Linked DNA regions of Homo sapiens: region 2 is linked to region 1. A link is a loop called in an ENCODE intact Hi-C map of the cell type or tissue named here. Cell type or tissue: Caco-2. All regions are shown on one strand. Each heading gives the region's core, and the rest is flanking DNA. Links, peaks and the distances in the headings are about the cores only. Region 1 has its middle 60 kb from the start of ADRB1. Region 2 has its middle 15 kb from the start of PLEKHS1.

Region 1 (9,827 bases), core at 894-8,893:
TTTCCTCAGTGGAGGTGGCACATAGCTGTGGGTGGGGAAGAAGAAAAATGAGGACAGGATGTCAATAAGGTAACAAACAAGATGACAACAAAGTGATCTGGACCTGGGTTGCAGTAAGAGACTCAAGAGGGCCTGGTTAGCACATCCAGACTCTTCTGACAGTCTGCCACAAAGCATCCTCCAGCCTCAGAGTTTTCTCAAAGACCACGGGGGAAAATGAGGAGAGTTCAGACCATTCCACATAGCAAGTTAGTTAAATAGAGACGTGTTGAAAGAAATTATGATGGTTAGCAATTGTTGTGTCTTGAAGAAATGGAACAGAATAGTGTAAATAGAACAAGGGATACCCTGGGCCATTTTGAGAAGACATCTATCAGCCGAGCAAAATACGGCCACGTCAAAGGATGCTCTAGAGGGCTCATGGGCCGCTCTAAGAGATGTGTGTGAGGCCAGAGTTGCCATGGTTATAATCATGGCCTTGAACAGCTAATTTTTTTTTTTTTTGAGACAGAGTCTCACTCTGTTGCCAGGCTGGAGTGCAGTGGCACGATCTCGGCTCACTCCAACCTCCGCCTCCTGGGTTCAGGCAGCCTCAGCCTCCCGAGTAGCTGGTACTACAGGTGCGCACCACCATACCCAGCTAATTCTTGTATTTTTAGTAGAGATGGGGTTTCACCATGTTGAACAGGATGGTCTCGATCTTTTGACCTTGAGATCCGCCTGCCTCAGCCTCCCAAAGTGCTGGGATTACAGGCATGAGCCACTGTGTCTGGCCAACAACTAATTAAAAAAAAAATCAGTGAATATGACAACACTAGCAAACAAATGCCCCCCTGACAAGGGACTAGGAGCAATTTCACGCTTATCTGTCTCTTCTGATGACATACATAAGGGCAGAGACAATGCCTCCTCTCCAGCCATATTAATCCACAGCTGTATTAATGAAAATGGCAGGTTTGGGAAGTTTTTTTCAAAAGAATGATTTTTATTTTTCATTTTATTATTATTTTTTGAGACCGAGTCTTACTTTGTCACCTAGGCTGCAGTGCAGTGACGTGATCTCAGCTCACTCCAACCTCCACCTCTCGGGTTCAAGCGATCTTTGTGCCTCAGCCTCTTGAGTAGCTGGGAGTACAGATGTGAGTCACCAGGCCCAGCTAGTTTTTGTATTTTTAGTAGAGATGGGGTTTCACCATGTTGGCCAGGCTGGTCTCGAACTCCTGACCTCAGGTGATCTGCCGGCCTTGGCCTCCCAAAGTGCTGGGATTACAGGCATGAGCCACCGCACCCGACCAAAAAGAATGATTTTTAGTTATTTAATAAAGTTAGGTCCCTAATTCCTTAGATTGCATACAAGGGGCTCAGCATTTGATTCGAGATCTGGGCTCATAAGCTATAAATCAGGTACTGTTTTAGATAACTTACGTTGATTTATTTTATTCTTGCAAAAAAGAAAAAACCCATTTCAGAGATGAACAAGCTAAATAAGATTAAGCAATGTGTTTGAAGTCATTTGGCTAGAAAGCAGCTAGCTTACTAACCAGAGAGCCAGAATTTGAACTCAGGCTTTCCAACTGTAAGGTTTATGCTCTCAGGCACGACATGAAATTTCTAGTCACCAGGGTCCTCAGCCCTAACACAGTGCCAGGCACAAACAGAATGCACAGTCACCTCTTACTGAATGAGTGAATGAGTTATAAATTATTCAGTTTGCTCCTAACCACTATTTGTCTAAGCAGTTGCAAGATCAATTTACACAGTGCCAAAGGAAAATTAATCCAGGCGTATAACACTATTAAATAGATCTCTGTACTGGTCACATTTTCCCTAGGTAGTTCAGATTAATTTGTGCAGCCCAAGATATAATTTACCCTGCAGATCATTGAAAAAGAATATACTGCGCCCAAATTATTATAATATTAAAAAATGCCATGTATTTTCTTTTAAATTTTTTGGGCACATATTTCTTGCTGGTATGTGAGAGTCTCAAGGAACGCTTTTTGCTCTTTGCCGGTTTTTTAGCAAGCAGGATATGGGAATAGACGTCAACTTTAAGCAAAGACAAAAACTGTCCTGGTAGTGAACTGCCCCTTCATTTTTGGTCATATTTCAGCTGAAAGGAAGCAGAGCTCTGATGTTACATATTAATATGTAGTAGAAAACAACACTATCTTAGGAACCGCTTCAAGTTATATTGTAAATTATATCTTATAAATATAATTTTTATATTTTTAGAAATTTTGTTTTCTGTACTGAAGAGTTCCCTGGTGAGACATTTTGCTAAAAACAATAAGATGTGAAAGATTTTTTGCATTAACTGCTTTGGTTGAGTCATTTGCCAAGAGCCCACTAAAAGCTCTCTGAGCTTCAGTGTTCATTGGCTGGAAAAGGGTTATAGTTTATCATTTTAAAATTCCATTACATATTGTAAAGTAAAGATATTGACTATATAGATCCAAGATTTCAAGGCCAAGTACTAGCCAATTAATTGTCATGGATCAAATATCTGTGAAAGATGCTGTATTAGGGTTCTCTAGAGGGACAGGTCTAATCGAATAGACGTATATAAGAATGGGAGTTTATTAAGGAGAATTGATGCAAGGAAGCCAGTCTGAGTCCCAAAACTTCAAAAGTAGGGAAACTGACAGTGTAGCCTTCAGTCTGTGGCCAAAGGCCTGAAAGCCCCTGGCAAACCACAAGTGTAAGTCCAAGAATCCAAAAGCTAAATAACTTGGAGTCTGATGTGCAAGGGCAGGAAGCATCCAGCATGGAAGAAAGATGAAGGCTGGAAGTCTCAGGAAGTCTGCTCTTTCCATCTACTGCCTGTTTTATTCTAGCTGCACTGGCAGCTGATTAGATGGTGCCCACCCAGATTGAAGGTGGGTCTGCGTCTCCCAGTCCACTGACTCAAAATGTGAATCTCCTTTGTCAACACCCTCACAGACACTCCCAGGAACAATACTATGCATCCTTCAATTCAATCAAGTTGACACTCAATATTAACCATCACAGATGCATAGAAGGAAAAAAGAAATATTCAAGTAGAAATCTATAGACTTAGTTGTTAGAGATGCAAGTAATTACTGCCTTGTATTAGCACATAATCATTAAAATGGAAAATTAAAAAAATCTTATAAACAGCCTCAAATGACATGAGTACAAGTTTTTCTGCAGTATGTTCCCCTTAGTTTTATTAATTTTGACCATTGTCATCACTCTATCCTCAGCTGAGTGTACTTCCTCTAAGTACATAAATTTATATTAGTTTAGCTAATATAAAACTTCCACTACCCAGATGTTTTAACAACTCTTAAAAGAAGAAAAAAGAAAATAAATGTAAAACAAAGAGCACCCTGGGATGATAAGAACATGTAACAGAGTTAGCGACATTAAGCATTAAAACCTTAAGTGGCTTTAAAAAATGGGAGCCATAAAACAATGATTTCCCCCAGGCGCGGTGGCTCACACCTGTAATCCCAGCACTTTGGGAGGCCAAGGCGGGTGGATCACGAGGTCAGGAGTTCGAGACCAGCCTGGCCAACATGGTGAAACCCCGTATCTACTAAAAATACAAAAATTAGCCGGGTGTGGTGACACACACCTGTAATCCCAGCTACTGGGGAGGCTGAGGCAGGAGAATCACTTGGAGGAGAAGGCTGCAATGGCTAAAAGTGTACATTCTGGAATCAGACTGTCTGGTTTGAGTCCTGGCTCCACCATCACTTGATCTAGTTGCTTGACTTTTCTGAGCCTCATTTTCCTCATATGCAAAATGGGGGTGCTAGGAGGCCCCTTCCTCATAATATTGTTGTGAGAGTCAGATGAGATAATGAGGATAAAACCCATTTTGTACCTGATCACATAGTGCCAGAACTGAACACGTTAGCTATTAATATGGTTTGGCTCTGTGTCTCCACCCAAATCTTACCTTGAATTGTAACAGTCCCCACGTATCGTGGGAGGGACCTGGTAGGAGGTAACTGAATAATGGGGGTGGGGCTTTCCTGTGCTGTTCTCATGATACTGAGTAAGTCTCGCAAGATCTGATGGTTTCATAAAGGGCAGTTCCCCTGTACATGCGCTCTCTTGCCTACCACCATGTGAGACATGATGTTGCTCCTCCTTTGCCATGATTGTGAGGTCGCCCCAGCCATGTGGAATTGTGAGTCAATTAAACCTCTTTCCTTTATTTTTATTTATTTATTTTTTTCAAGATGGAGTCTTGCTCCATCACCCAGGCTAGAGCGCCGTGGTGCAATCTCGGCTCACTGCAACCTCCGCCTCCGGGGTTCAAGTAATTCTCCTGCCTCAGCCTCCTGAGTAGCTGGGATTACAGGTACCCACCACCACACCCAACTAATTTTTGTAGTTTTAGTAGAGACAGGGTTTCACCATGTTGGCCAGGCTGGTCTCGAACTCCTGACCTTGTGATCCACCCTCAGCCTCCCAAAGTGCTGGGATTCCAAGTGTGAGCCACCACACCTGGCCAAACTCTTTCCTTTATAAGTTACCCAGCCTTAGGTATGTCTTTATTAGCAGCATGAGAACCGACTAATACAGCTATTGTAATGGGAGAGAGTTCAGAACCCCAGCCCTGAACATGGTTCTTCAAGGGCTGAGGACATTGCAAGATCCTGAGCACTAGGCAAGGACCAACCGTGCAAATGGTGTGATGTGATGAAAGACGTGGTCTTATCCTTATAAAAGCATTCCAAAAGAAGTACAAATAGTAAAGGCACAGTGATGCGCTGATCATGGAACTCCTCATCTCCAGCACTGAAGATGGCAAGGAATTTTCTTACATGTGTACGTGTAGTTTTGGCACTGTAGATGACATTAGTATGAAGAAACAAGCTGTCACCTGCCACAAAAGATCAGGCAAAGCAGTTTCTGGTCATCACCCAATGTACCAAAACAGATTCAAAGTTAGTTCTTATTAATATTCTTCTCCCTGACGAACCTAATGATGGATTTTTAAAAATGTATTTGAGTAAAAAAATAAAAATAATTTATAAAGTCTAAGTCTAGCAGATTAGGCCTCCCTGACGTAGTTGCTCCTAGAAAATGTGTGAGTTAAGTTTATGCTCTAAATGCCACTAGATGGCGGATGAATATTATTAAACCACCCAATCTTCACAGACAAGTTCTGGGAACGACACGCTTTCCTTCTCATCATCCTGCCCTGTCTGCAGGATCCTGGGAGGTCTCTCCTGTAACTCCAGCTTTTTTCAGTCCTTGTCTTTCCAGTGTCAGGTGAAAGGCAGATACTCAACCCCTAGAAGAGTCTACGACCCTGGATGGCAGGCACTAGCTTAATCCAACATATGATGAGTATGATTTTACTGTGGTCCAAACTCCTAATGCAGAAAATATCAAAAGCTTTCCAACCTTTGAAAATTTTATTTCTAAGTCTTTCAGAGCCAGACATTTGGAAGAAAGGGCAACGTCCTTGCAGGCATTTTGCAGAGCACTTGTTAGAGAGGATGTGCCCGGTGTTCTGTGATGCCACCTTCCTGCCGCACATCAGCCAGATGCACGTCTCAACCTCCCCACTCCCAAACGGGCAAACAACTCCACTGCTACCTAAATCTTTAACTTCTTAATTTCAGAAATCGGCCGGGCGTGGTGGCTCACGCCTGTAATCCCAGCACTTTGGGAGGCCGAGGTGGGTGGATCACGAGGTCAGGAGATCGAGACCATCCTGGCTAACATGGTGAAACCCTCTCTCTACTAAAAATACAAAAAATTAGCCGGGCGTGGTGGCGGGTGCCTGTAGTCCCAGCTACTCGGGAGGCTGAGGCAGGAGAATCGCTTGAACCTGGGAGGTGGAGCTTGCCAGTGAGCCCGAGATCGTGCCACTGCCACTCCAGCCCTGGGGGACAGAGCAAGACTCTGTCTAAAAAAAAAAAAAAAAAAAAAAAAAAGAAAGAAAGAAAGAAAAGAAAAAGATATTAATTGGTTCTTTTGGGGGGAGGCAGATGGGGAGATATTGAACATAATTGCTGGCACTCCAAAATTTGGGAGGCTAGTTTGGACTATACTTGAGTGATCTTATCAAAGGATCTAATTTTTTTTTAGTTCTTTAAAAATAAGGTTCTGAATTTGAGCTGCCTCAGCTGTATCCTCTCTGGAGAGAGTTGATAATGGGATTGCTCAAGCAGTCTTGTAAACAGAGAAGTGTCCTCCTGGAAAAAGAGCTGGGCTTTCATGTCATGTCACCACAGGAAGCAGAAACCCAGCACGTTTTGCTTTATGGTTTAAGATTTTGTTACATTCAATGTAATTTGCTAACTACGACAAAACTACCCCCCCCCCCCATTGTTTATAATTATCTAACTAATCATTCTTTTTTTTTTTTTTTTTTTTGAGACGGAGTCTCGCTCTGTCGCCCAGGCTGGAGTGCAGTGGCGGGATCTCGGCTCACTGCAAGCTCCGCCTCCCGGGTTCACGCCATTCTCCTGCCTCAGCCTCCCAAGTAGCTGGGACTACAGGCGCCCGCCACTACGCCCGGCTAATTTTTTGTATTTTTAGTAGAGACGGGGTTTCACCGTTTTAGCCGGGATGGTCTCGATCTCCTGACCTCGTGATCCGCCCGCCTCGGCCTCCCAAAGTGCTGGGATTACAGGCGTGAGCCACCGCGCCCGGCCAATCATTCTTATTTCTGGAGAAAAACCAAAGGTAGCTAATGCCAAGGCCCCTGGTTTAAGAACCAAGTCCCCTCTCCCATTTCCACACGGTAGATGCTGATTCCAGATTGCAGCTGGACCTGCTGACCTGAGAGAGTGCCCGTGGTCTGGAAAGGATCCATGTGAGGGAGACAGGACAAGGACCTTACAGTCTGAGAGAACACAGTATGGCGATGACAGGGAGCAGGGATCCCGGGTGGTACGCGAGGAAGGGACTGTCCTGTGGTGGATGCTGTTCCTCTTACGTGTACCCTAAGCCACCGTCAATTCCTAGCCCTGTGTGGGTGTCGGGAGCTGCTCAGGGTCTCCCCTCTGACAGAGGTATGATGTTCTCACTGATGAGCCACTGGCCTTTGCTGTCAGCTGAGACGTTGGCAAAGCACCTCCTCCTCACCCAGCCCCTCTGCAAGTGGTGGCCATGTGGCCACATGGCTTTCTGGTAAAGGATCTATTTCTTGGCTTGGCGAAGAAGGAGGGAGAGAAGCATTTTCCTGCTTCCAGATGAAGTCAACACAATCATTTCCTTCTTCCCTCCCCACTCTGCAGGCCGGGAGCTGGGCGCTTTCTCTCTCTGGCTTCCTGGAAAGGGTTATTGGAAACGGGGCCGTACGTGAATCAAAGGATGCAGAGCGAGGAGGGAACCGAGCCTGCCACGGTCAGGGGCGGCGCGAGGCGGGGAGCCCAGGCTCTGCGGAGGGAAAAGCCGGGCGCGGAGGAGCTTCACCCTCTTTTCGGAGCCCTGTCATTTATTTGTCCCAGTGTCTGAGCAGAGCTTTGAACGGTGCCGTCGAAGTGGAAAGCGAGCTGGGAAGAGCTCCCGTTTGGAGCTTCCAGCCGCTTCGTTCCGACTGCAGCTGCCAGCCCCTGTGGCTTCCCAGCTTATCACTGGCTGCGGTTTCCCACGGCGTGAACCACGGCCCTGACCTTCTGTTTCCGTCCAGAGCCCACGCTTCACTGGCTTTTAGGATTTTCCGAGGGATCGCCTGTCTCCGTCGGCGCCCCTGTCCTCCCCGCCTCCTCCTTCTGCTCCGGGTCCCTGGCAGCTCTGGGATGCGGAGCCAGGCTTCCCTCCTCCCTGAGAACTCCGGTCCCCTCTCATGTCGTTCTCTCCCTCTGTAGGTGCGTTTCTGGCTTGATAGGGAATTTTTCTCACGGAGCCACTTCCACGTGGAGTAGGAGAATTTTTACTTTTGTGGCTGAGTACGTTTCTGGAGCTTGGATAATAATACTGGGACATATCTAGCAATGTGCAGACTTGCTTTTCACGGTGAGTGAAAAGTACGACTTTTACTATTAAGAACTCTGTTGTGCTGCGTTAAGAGCTGGAACTGAGTCCTCATTTGAGGACTGTTAGGAAGATGGACAATCACCCACCATTCCCCGGGAACCACATCCGATGCGTGCACGTTACCGTGCCTGTCTGGAGACCAGCGGACTTCAATTCGCCTTACTTCAAAGGTCACTGGGAGGGAAGGTTGGGTGCCTCACTCATGGTCTGACATATCTGAGTCACACATCTCCCAAGCCACCATGTCACAGCCCGGGTGGGGCACCAGCCTCTCCACTCAGCATGAGGATTACAGGTTTGAAGTTGGCTTTTGTTGACACAATTGGAACCATTGCCAATTGTTTATATTTTGATAAGGATCTAACAATCATCTTGAAAACCACAAAGATGGTGATCATGAAGACACAAAGGCATATTTCTAATGAATTCAAGTTCATGTATGTTATCTAAATCAATGAGTAGGAAATTGAATTCTCAAAACACTGAGGTTTTGGTCTTGGAGCTGGGCAGGGTGCGAAATCATCATCTAGGGCGGTCGTTCGGCGGAACCTGGCTCAGAACACAGAATGTGGCCATCTGGCGGTTGCACATATGGATTACGTCTCTGTCACTTTCAGCAGTTACTATTACTTTTTTCTTTAGACAGTCTTGCTCTGTCGCCCAGGCAAGATCAGGGGCGTGATCTTAACTCAACAATCTCTGCCTCCTGGGTTCAAGCAATTCTCCTGCCTCAGCCTCCCAAGTAGCTGGGATTACACACCTATGCCACCATGTCTGGCTAATTTTTGTATTTTTAGTAGAGGCAGGGTTTCGTCATGTTGGCTGGGCTGGTCTTGAACTCCTGACCTCAGGTGATCCGCCCACCTCGGCCTCCCAAAGTGCTGGGATTACAGGCGTGAACCACTGCACCCAGCCCAGCAGTTAGTATTTTAACCAAGTAGTGCCTAATCTCTGCTCCCCTGATAAACTCAGCAGCGACCCCCTGCCCTGTATCCCACGCTACTCCACTTCCAGCAGGGACAAAAGCGTTTTCCAGCCCTTTCAGCAAGGGGGAGTGCTCTGCCCAGAATAGAGCTTCACTCCTCGGCCACCCATTCCCCAGCCATCCAGCACTGAGGGACTCTTGTTCCCACTGCTTTGAGAAATGTCCCCTGAGAGGTCAGACCCAGTTTGGACACTGCAAGCCTTCCTTCCCGAGGCAGGGAGGAAAAGGTGAAATGGCCCCATAATGCAAAACATTGCTCACACCCAGGTTTCACTTCCTGGTCAGAACGCAAAGCAAAACCACCTGCTCCAACTCAGTCTCTGGAAGGGTCCCTGGGAAGCAGGGAAAGGAGAAACAGTAGAATTAAAAAGTAGGCCTCCTGGCCCAGTGCAGGGGCTCACACCTGTATTCCCTGCACTTTGGGAGGCCGACGTGGGCAGATCACTTGAGGTCAGGAGTTCAAGACCAGCCTGGCCAACGTGGTGAAACCCCATCTCTACTAAAAATACAAAAAATTAGCCAGGTGTGGTGGTGGGTGCCTGTAATCCCAACTACTCGGGAGGCTGAGGCAGGAGAATTGCTTGAACCCAGGAGGTGGAGGTTGCAGTGAGCCGAGATTGTGCCACTGTACTCCAGCCTGGGTGACAGAGCCAGACTCCCCCTCAAAAAAAAAAACAAAAACAAAAACAAAGTGGGCCTCCTGTGGGTGAGCAGAGTCCCTTCTGGCTTGGGTGGGGAGGGGAGAAGATGCGCTTTTGTTAAACCCACAGGAAATAAGTCAAGGTCAAAAAGCTGTTTGAATTGGAGTCAGATCTATCTGAAGAAGTCTAATTTGTGTCAGAATCTTTGTCATTCTCTGCCTGTTGCT
Region 2 (9,827 bases), core at 1,173-9,172, 370 kb after region 1:
GCAGTGGTGTGATCTCGGCTCACTGCAACCTCTGCCTCCCAGGTCAAGCAATTCTCATGCCTCAGCCTCCTGAGTAGCTGGGATTACACGTGCTCGCTACCATGCCCAGCTAATTTTTGTATTTTTAGTAGTGACAGGGTTTCATCATGTTGACCAGGCTGGTCTTGAACTTCTGACCTCAGGCGATCCACCCGCCTTGGCCTCCCAAAATGCTGGGATTACAGGCGTGAGTCACTGTGCCCCGTCTTTTTTTTTTTTGAGACAGGGTCTCACTCTATTGTCCAGGCTGGAGTGCTGTGGTATGATCTTGGCTCACTGCAGCCTGAACCTCTGGGGCTCAAGCCATCTTCCCACCTGAGCCTCCCGAGTAACTGGGACTACAGGTGCATGCCACCATGCCTGGCTACTTTTTGTATTTTTTTTAGAAATACAAAAGGTTTCACTATGTTGCCCAGGCTGGTCTTGAACTCCTGAGTTCAAGCTATCCTCCTGCTTTGGCCTCCCAAAATACTGGGATTACAGGTGTGAGCCACTGTACCCAGCCATGCTGACATCTTGATTTTAAACTTCTGACTTCAATAACTCAAAGAGAATCAATTTGTATTGTTTTAAGTCACTAAATTTGTGATAGTCTCTTACAGTAGCAATTGGAAACTAATACAGAGAGAGTGGATATTGGGTGGGTTAATGGAAGAGTCTACCACAGATATCTAGCAGGTATCTTGAACAGCTTGCATAAAACAAACTTTGATTTTCGTCATTCTTACCTCTTGCATCAAAGCTGTTCCCAATCTCAGGAAACAGCCCCATGTCTTCCACCTGCTTAAGCCATAAGCCTTGAGGTCATCCTGGATTTCCAGCCTGTTTTTGTTTTGTTTTGAGATGGAGTCTTGCTCTGTCATCCAGGCTGGAGTGCAGTGGCTCGAGCTTGGCTCACCGCAACCTCCGCCTCCTGGGTTCAAGTGGTTCTCATGCCTCAGCCTTACAAGTAGCTGGGACTACAGGCTTGTGCCACCACACCCAGCTAATGATTTCTAGCCTTTCCTCACATTCCCACCTCAAATTTGTCAGCAAATCCTACTGGCTCTTCCTCAGTAGGTGTATACTTATCCCCAAACTCACTGAGTTGTATATATTATATATGCACAGCTTTTTGCATATCAATCATACCTCAATAAAGTGTTTTTTTTTTTAAAGGCCACGCCCAAATCGGATGCCTTCTCATGACCCATTCCACCTGCCATCATTTCCACCTAGGTCATGACTGCAGCAGCCTCCCACCTCGCTCCCTGCTCCACTCATTCTCCCGCTAATCCATTCTCCAGAGTGTCTTTCACAATTGTACATCAGATCCTGTCACTCCCCTGCTCCAATCCCTCCAGTGGTTTCCCGTTTCATTAGAAGGAATCCAATGTGCTTTCCACAGTTGAAAGCCTGACTGATCTGGCCCTGCCTGCCTTTTGCCCCTGCTTCCAGCACCCTGCTCTGCAATACTTTTTAAAAAATTATTATTTTATTTTATTTTTCCATAAGTTATTGGGGTACAGGAGGTATTTGGTTACATAAGTTCATTAGTGGTGATTTGTGAGATCCTGGTGCATCCGTCAGCTGAGCAGTACACACTGCACCATGTATGTTGTCTTTTATCCCTCATCCCCCTCCCACTCTTCCCCCCAAGTCCCCAAAGTCCACTGTATCATTCTTGTGCCTTTGCGTCCTCATAGCTTAGCTCCCACATATCAGTGAGAACATATGATATTTGGTTTTCCATTCCTGAGTTACTTCACTTAGAATAAGAGTCTCCAATCTAATCCAGGACACTGCAAATGCTGTTAATTCATTCCTTTTTATAGCTGAGTAGTATTCCATCACATATATATATTTCTCACAGTTTCTTTATCCACTTGTTGATTGATGGGGATTTGCGTTGGTTCCACGATTTTGCAGTTGTGAATTGTGCTGCTATAAACATGTGTGCACAAGTATCTTTTTCGAATAATAACTTATTTTCCTCTGGGTAGATACCCAGTAGTGGGATTGCTGGATCAAATGGTAGTTCTACTTTTAGTTCTTTAAAGAATCTCCACACTGTTTTCCATAGCAGCTGTACTAGTTTACATTCCCACCAGCAAACCCTGGCTTTTCTGATGCTTCTCAAAGAGGCCCAGGTTGTAGCTGCCCCAGGGCCTTTGCATTCACTGCTTGCTCCACCAAGAACCAAGCTCTTACACACAGTCACGTGGTCCACTCCCTCACTCCACTCCCGTGTCTGCCCAGCTGTATTCTCCTCAAAGAGACATTTCCCAGCCACTCTGTCTGACATGGACTCCTCTCTCCCACGTCACTGTTTCTGAGCTCCTTCTCCTACTTTATCTTTCTTCATAACACTCCTCTCTCTGTCACTCTCTCTAGAACTGTCTGTCTTCCCCACTAAAAGATAAATCCTACGAGGACTAAGATTGTTTTGTTCAGTGCCAACAACAGTGCTTGGCACATAGTTCAATAAATATTTGTTAATTGAAACACACGCACACACACACATATGGTTATTTATATGATTACTTCCTTTTGGATGTCATGGACAGTTAAGGGTAAGTGGTGACTACCCACGTAGCTGTGGTTTACCTAGAACACGGATTTGTGCATTTTTACAGAGCCACCCACATCTCTTATATCTTTATGCCTGAAAGAGAAATTGGTCTTCAGCTCCCACAAGTCCTGTCAAGCTAGAAGAGAAATTGTGAACCAACAGTAATTTCATTGAAAGTACAAATCCTCCAACACAGTCCCTTTCGATCACTGAAGGATCTTTTTGTGCTCTCAAATGAGAGGGACCATTGTCCCTGTTGAGTATGTGGGACACTGTTAAGTGCTGGTTGATTAATTATAGCAAATTCTTACCTGGCATTCTTACTTAATCAACTATTTCTAGCACATACCCAAATTTCCTGGTTTTTAAAACGATCATGCTCTTTTGCCCTTGGTACTACATTTTTGAAAAAGCTGATAGAATATATCTATTTTTTGCAAATTCTCTCCTGCTTTTTGTTTTGTTTTTTCTTTCCTCTTCCCCCTCTTATAACCAGTCTCATAAAGGGTGTAGATATCCCTTAGGACTCTCCTTATACTCTAAAGTTTCTAAACTGTTCAACTCACCCTTTTGGGACTATTCTACCACTGGTGATAAGATTGGCTGCAAATGGGAATCTCCTGGAAAGGTTTAACAACACTGCTTCCCGGGTGCCAGCCTGAGAGATCCTGATTTAGTTGGTCTGGGGTGCTGCCTGGGCATTGAGATTGGAAACCTCTCCAGGTGACTCTAAGGTGTTGCTAGTGTTGACAGTCATCACATCTAGTCCCTCTCATTAGAGTCTTTAGAACTCCTCTTAAGAATCAACTCCACTAGTTGGACATGGTGACTCATGCCTGTAATCTCAGCACTTTGGGAGGCCAAGGCAGGTGGATCGCCTGAGGTCAGGAGTTCGAGACCAGCCTGACCAACATGGTGAAATCCCGTCTCTACTAAAACTACAAAAATTAGCCGGGCATGGTGGCCCATGCCTGTAATCCCAGCTACTCGGGAGGCTGAGGCAGGAGAATCGTTTGAATCCGGAAGGTGGAGGTTGCAGTGAGCCAAAATCACTCCATTGCACTCCAGCCTGGGCTACAGAGCTGGGCTACTTTATCTAAAACAAAAACAAAAACAAAAACAAAACAAAACAAAACAAAAAAACAAAAACTAAACTCCATAGACTCCTTGAAATTTTCCATACTTCCTAAATTCACAAAGACTTGCCTTTTGCTTGATGACTCAGTTTTCATAAGAACACCCACCAAAGGAAATGTCTCCTTACTTGATTTTAGATTTTTTTGGGAGTTTGCAAAGCCATTTTTGTGTGTTATTTCCCTGGCTCCTCCCAACATCACTGTGAGGTGGGCATTCAGGGTTAAGATGAGGCAATGGAGCTAGAGCAATGGTCTACAGAGTTAGGCTAGGGCTGCCAAACTTAGGAAAACAAAGAAATACAACAAAAAATAACCCTAGCCAGGCATGGTGGTGCACGCCTGTAATCTCAGCTAGTTGGGCAGGCTGAGGCAGGAGAATCGTTTGAACCCGGGAGGTGGAGGTTGCAGTGAGCCGAGATTGTGCCACAGCGCTTCAGCCTGGGCAGCAGAGCTAGACTGCCTCAAAACAAAAAACAACAAAAAACCCACCCACACCGGACACCCATTTAAATTGAAATTTTAGATAACAAATAAGTTTTTAGTATATTTTGTGCAATATTTTGGGATATATATATTAAAAAATGGTTGTTCTAGCTGAAATTCCAATTTAACTGGGCATCTTCTATTTCATATGGCAACTCTACATATGAAATGTGTCCTCTTCTAAAGCTCAGGCCAGCGTCTTATGCCCTTCTCTTTCCTGCCTATGATCTCCAGCAGCTTGACTACATCCGCTTTTGGAAGACGTTCTTCCTCTCCACTGCATGGGTAGCCGTTATCCTCAGAAAGAACCTCTTCTGTATGTCAGCATCATTTGCATGTCCTTTTTTCTTTTCTTCATCCTAATCTCCTTTCTGTGGCCTCAATTATTGATAAGATCAAGCTGGTTTAAAAAACACAACCCAACATTTACTTGACTTTTGCTTGATGTCTTAGTTTTCATAACAACATCCAACAAAGGAAATGTCTCCTTATTTGATTTTAGATTTTTGGGGAGTTTTGCAAAGCCATTTCTGTGTGTTATTTCCCTGGCTCCACCTAACATCCCTGTGAGGTGGGCACAAGACCTGTGGAGGTAGGTATTATTTCCTAGGTACTCACATAGGACTAATTCTATTTGAGGATGAAAGAAGAAAGGTTTGGAGAGATTAAGAGACTCCTCAAGGTCATATAGCTTGGAAGTGCCGAAGTTGGGATTTGAACCTGGGGCTATCTGACACCAGGGCCTTTTTTTTCTTAATTAGCATGCTAGGAAAACAAGAAGATGGTATTGAGGACCTTGTGGCTTAGCCATTCAAGTTTTCCAGACTTGCTCAATTTGGCTTTCTGCAACTCCTGGGGTTTGGAACAATCATTGGATAAACCTTTTCCATTCCATGTGGGTGGCTAGAGAGATAAAAAGTGTTGACAATATAGCAACCCATAAGATGCATGCATATTCTTGGAAACCTTATTTTTAACCCTGAAAAAAAAAGTGTCACCACAAGGCTCTTGAAGAAAGATTTCAGCAGTCATTGCCAGCAAAGTCAACACTAAGTCAACCCAGGGACTTGCTCTTTAAACACATTTGCTGAGGCTAAGGGGCAAATAGTTTATACGATTCTGGGTAGCTGGCCACAAATATGTGTCAAAGAGGCTTTTTTCCAAGTGTTCAGTATCTTTTTTGGTATAAGCTTCTCCTGTGCTTTAGCCCTCTGTAAATATTTGTGCAATTAATGTATGCTGGCAAATGTCTCAAGAGGAAAGCAGGCTACATTATGCCAAGCAAAATTGTAATTAGTAACACAAAAGAAAAAGAATTTGTCTCTTTCATCTCAGTGCTTAAAAACTGTCAGCACTTAAGGCAGCTGGAAGCTTCAGAAAAGATAATTTGCAAAAGCTGATTTTCCTAAGCGGTTGAGAATGGGTCCTATATCCTAATATATTTTTAAAAACCACATTCACTTGAGAATTCTGTGTTCCCTTCCCTACTTAACATTAATCTAGTTAATTACAAAAGGTGCTGTAGAGAAAAGTTCCTTTAAAAATGTCAACCTCAAAATGTTGTTAAGGGGAGCATTTTGCATTGTGGCACCTATGAGGCACTGGAGGAGAGGGAATACATGAGTGGCCCATCTTGTCTAGAAATGATTGCCTAAGTGATGCAATCGAGAGGAAGAGAAAGACGTGTGCCTGCTGACACCAGCTGGAGAAGTCAGTGCACCTGGACCCATTCAGTGAAAGCTGTCTGCTGATCCACCCCTCCCTCACACTTCACAGTCTTCCTCAAACCTGCCTGGCCAACAAGGGCTTGGCATTCCTGTGCAGCCTCTGGAAGTTTCTGGACAAGAATGCTCCAGTACTGAACTCATTTATGCCCTGAATCCTTTGCTATTCAATCTGGGGATAGGATGGCTAGCCAGGTCTTTGAACAGCCAATGCGCTGCTGGCCCCTGGGTGATCTTTTCCAGCTGTTTAATTTGGGCTTTGCTGCCACTCCTGCAGATCTGCAAGGGAGTCTTTTGGTATCAGAATAATCCATGTTGTCTGAGGACCACCTGCCTCAGAATATCTAGGCAGGTTGGTTAAACATGCAGATTCCTGGTCTCCACCCTAGACCTATTGATTTGCAATGAGGATGCAGTGGGACATAGTGATTTCCTTCCTAAACCGATCTTCCAGGAATTCTCAGGCCATCTTCTACCTGCTAACCTTAATTTCCTCTCCACCACCTTCCCTTCAGCCTTTTTTGGAGGCTGGAATGGAAGATGATGAAAACAGTTCCTTTGGAACCTCTCTTGGAATCCCCAGGCAGGATGCACCCCCTCTGTATTCCTGGGTAATGTACACATGACTGTGTTACAGCCACTAAGCCCTAGAGTGATTTGTTCACCTCCTTTGGTATAAGCATCCTTTCTTGGTCATCTTTCTAGCCCCATCCCTAATATGACATCTGGCATCTAGTAGGACTCTGAATGTTTGCTAAATAAAGCAGTCGCTGATCTAATCCCTTCACTTCTGGGAGACCTCAGGTTGAAAGCATAGACTGAAAAGCATGACTAAGGAAGAGACCTGGAGGCAGAAAGAGCAAGTGAGGCATCCAGGGGGGCATCTTCCGTTCTTGCCCCTCCATGAGCCTCATGTCATCGTCATCATCATCATTCATCACCATCATCTTTGATATCTACTACTTGTCGATTACTTTGTAACTGAGCAGCTTAGTTTCAAACTGTTTTAAGAACTTTTTTCCTTTCCTTTTCCACCTTATGCTCCCATGCCTATGCACAGTTATTTACCTAGATTCTTGTTAAGCTCACACCATGCCCACTTATCTGGTCATGTATTTCCTTAGAAGCTTCAGGGGCCGAATCCTGACATGGACGAGGCATCTCTGGAACTCTCCCCCTAGCGGGAGATGACTTCAAGGACGGAGTTCACTCCCAGCGAGACATTAACTGCACAATTGACTGCAATTAATTTGTAAGCTGGTTGGGCCCAAGATGGTGCTGGCCCCTTCGCCAGTTGGAGCAATAATTTAAGATAAGCCATCGGAGTGAAACATGCCACCTGGCACCTCCGAGCCCCTCCCCCTCCCTGTATTCCAAGCCTCTATTCTTAAACCATTGCCCACTCTCCAGAAACTGAAAAGGTGGCAATTTTCAGAAAGGATTCTGACCTTTTCCCCTTGTTGGCATTGGATAATAAAATTCACTCTCCTTTGATCACACCTTGTTCTTGTTATTTTGGCTTCTTTCTGTAAGTGGTGAGCAGCCAGATCCTCTTTCGGTTACAACTTTGTGCCAGGCATTGTACTAAGCATTTCATGTACATTATCTCATTAATTTTCACATTACCATCTTCATATGTAGATGAGGAAACTGAAGGACTGCCTAAGGTTATGTGGGTTATGTGAGTATTAAATGGTTAAATGACAGAGTTAGGATTAGAACTTGGATCAGACTCAGAGCCTAATTTTTAAACATGAATGGTTAAAAGCACCTCTGCTAAAACGTTTGATGCTATACTAATTGAGATCTACTTAAAATAACGGAAGCTAGAACTAGCAACGGAGACCAAACCTATCTCACCATGTACACCTTCCTCTTTCCCAACTCTTTCTCGAATCTTATACTATTTACTTGGGTCAGACACTTAAAGCTCGCGAAATGCTCAGCCTCGTTTATTTGCAGCCATAACCCCATGTGCCTTCCAAATTTAAATTCTTTGACAGTTTGGCTTTAAATGATTACAACAAATATTTGTTAGAAAACTGCAGTGCCATAAATATTCATAGTGCCATAAAAACCAAAAGTTATGCCGAAGCAAACTCATCGTATTTGGCTTTTGTGTTTTCTGATGTTTGTTGCGTACTTTTAGAGAGCCGATCATGCATGAACCTACAAGTTAATGGAGTTTCCATGTCCACCTCAGTACTGTGGTGGTGGCTGGGCTTTCCAAATATGTCCTTGGTGTGTTTGTGTTAATGATTTATGAATCAAAAAGAATTATTTGCCACCTGATCCAAAACAAAGCCCTGAGGTCTATCAAAAAGGTGACCTATGGCTTGAGGGCACACTGTCAAGGAGAAATAATAATTCTCCCAGTGTCCACTGGGCTCTAGGGATAGGACAGGTGGAAAAGAAAGCTCTGAAGCCTCAATGCTCAGCAGTCCTGCCACCAAAAAAAGCATGCAAGAAATGGCTCCTTTAATCCTATTATGTTTATGAAAACATTTTAAAGGCTGCAATTCACATTCACAGACACTTTGAGATCATATAAATAATCCTTTTATGCCACTCAGCAAAGGCTTATTTAACATGGAGCTGGGCAAAGAGTGTAAAAAGTGTACTATGTACTTTAAGGGTATCGTGGAATTTTAAAAGAGGTTAGGAGAGCTTGAAAACCTGTCTTCCATGAAAGCTCCAAAATATTCTTTTATTAATCCTTTGTAGGCATGTACTATCAGCTCCATGTTCAGTGCAGAGGGGAGACCAAAAAAAAATATATATATATATATACATGTGGTCCTTGTCCTCAAAATAGAGCTTCCTAAACTGTAATGTACACATGGACCACTTGGGAATCTGGTTAAAATGCAGATTCACGTTGAGTAGGTCTGGGGCGGGGTTGAGAGTCTGCATTTCTGACAAGCTCCCAGGGGATGCTGATGTGGCCAGTCCAGGCACTCGCTCAATGTTGCAAGGCACTAAAACATTTACAAGCAAACAGTATAAAGTAGCTTTCTGATCTGCATGTCTTCGAAGAATTCTTTAGGATACCTGGGCTGCTGCTATTTGTCCAGTGGCTAATTAACACAGAAGAATTTTTGCTATAAACTGATGACCAACACAGCCTCTTACCTGGCCAGAGGTTTTCTGGAAAAGGGCCTGAAAGATGAAAAGCTGGCAAAAATGGTGTGCTTCGAGGAAGTCAAAGGCAATCAATCCTTGGTCACCAGAGTAGCTGGTAATAAAAGATTTCAGGTGACGCACTGCAAGACTGGGCAAAATAAGGGATTTGTCAGCCAGTGTCTAGGACATTTTGGTGGATGTTGTTTTCTTTCTCACAGAGAGGCCTTGGTTTCCTCGAGGTTTTAAATCATGTAAATTCAGTGACCGCAGGACTTTCAGACCGATTTGTAGCAGTTCATAAACACATTGGGCTGATGACAGCTTGTGGAAATTTGCTCAGAGAAAAAGCCCAGGGCAGAGCCCAAAGCTGTCTGTGAATGTATTAATAGTTAATATATTTAAAAAATACATTTATTTTTTTTTAATTTTTTTATTTTTTGAGATGGAGTCTTGCTTTGTTGCTAGAGTGCAGTGACAAGATCTCAGCTCACTGCAACCTCCGCCTCCCAGGTTCAAGCTATTCTCCTGTCTCAGCCTCCGGAGTAGCTGGGACTACAGGTGCCCACCACTGGTGCCTGGCTAATTTTTGTATTTTTAGTAGCGACAGGGTTTCACCATGTTGGCCAGGCTGGTCTTAAACTCCTGTAAACTCCTGACCTCAAGTGATCTGCCCGCATTGGCCTCCCAAAGTGCTAGGATTACAGGCATGAGCCACCGTGCCTGACCCAATAGCTAAAAATTTAAATAACCTAATGGCACCCTGAGGAAAAT

Evidence for each region. Peaks named below come from ENCODE experiments on the same cell type or tissue, not always from the same donor. Only the 100,000 strongest peaks of a DNase experiment are listed, where the experiment ranks them.
Region 2: a loop joins it to region 1, with 11 times the contacts of the local background. A loop is called at or near these places in 2 of 110 quality-filtered maps.

What each region holds. Positions count from the first base shown.
Region 1 is chr10:114,098,793-114,108,619 of GRCh38, reverse strand. No RefSeq gene overlaps it. Among named protein-coding and RNA genes, the nearest start is that of ADRB1, 60 kb to the right of the region's middle. In Caco-2, for the core only: CTCF peaks have their summits at 4,881 and 5,082 (motif pointing right); no DNase peak of the experiment used is centred there; H3K4me3 peaks cover 988 bases.
Region 2 is chr10:113,732,186-113,742,012 of GRCh38, reverse strand. No RefSeq gene overlaps it. Among named protein-coding and RNA genes, the nearest start is that of PLEKHS1, 15 kb to the left of the region's middle. In Caco-2, for the core only: a CTCF peak has its summit at 5,910 (motif pointing left); a DNase peak (open chromatin) is centred at 5,942.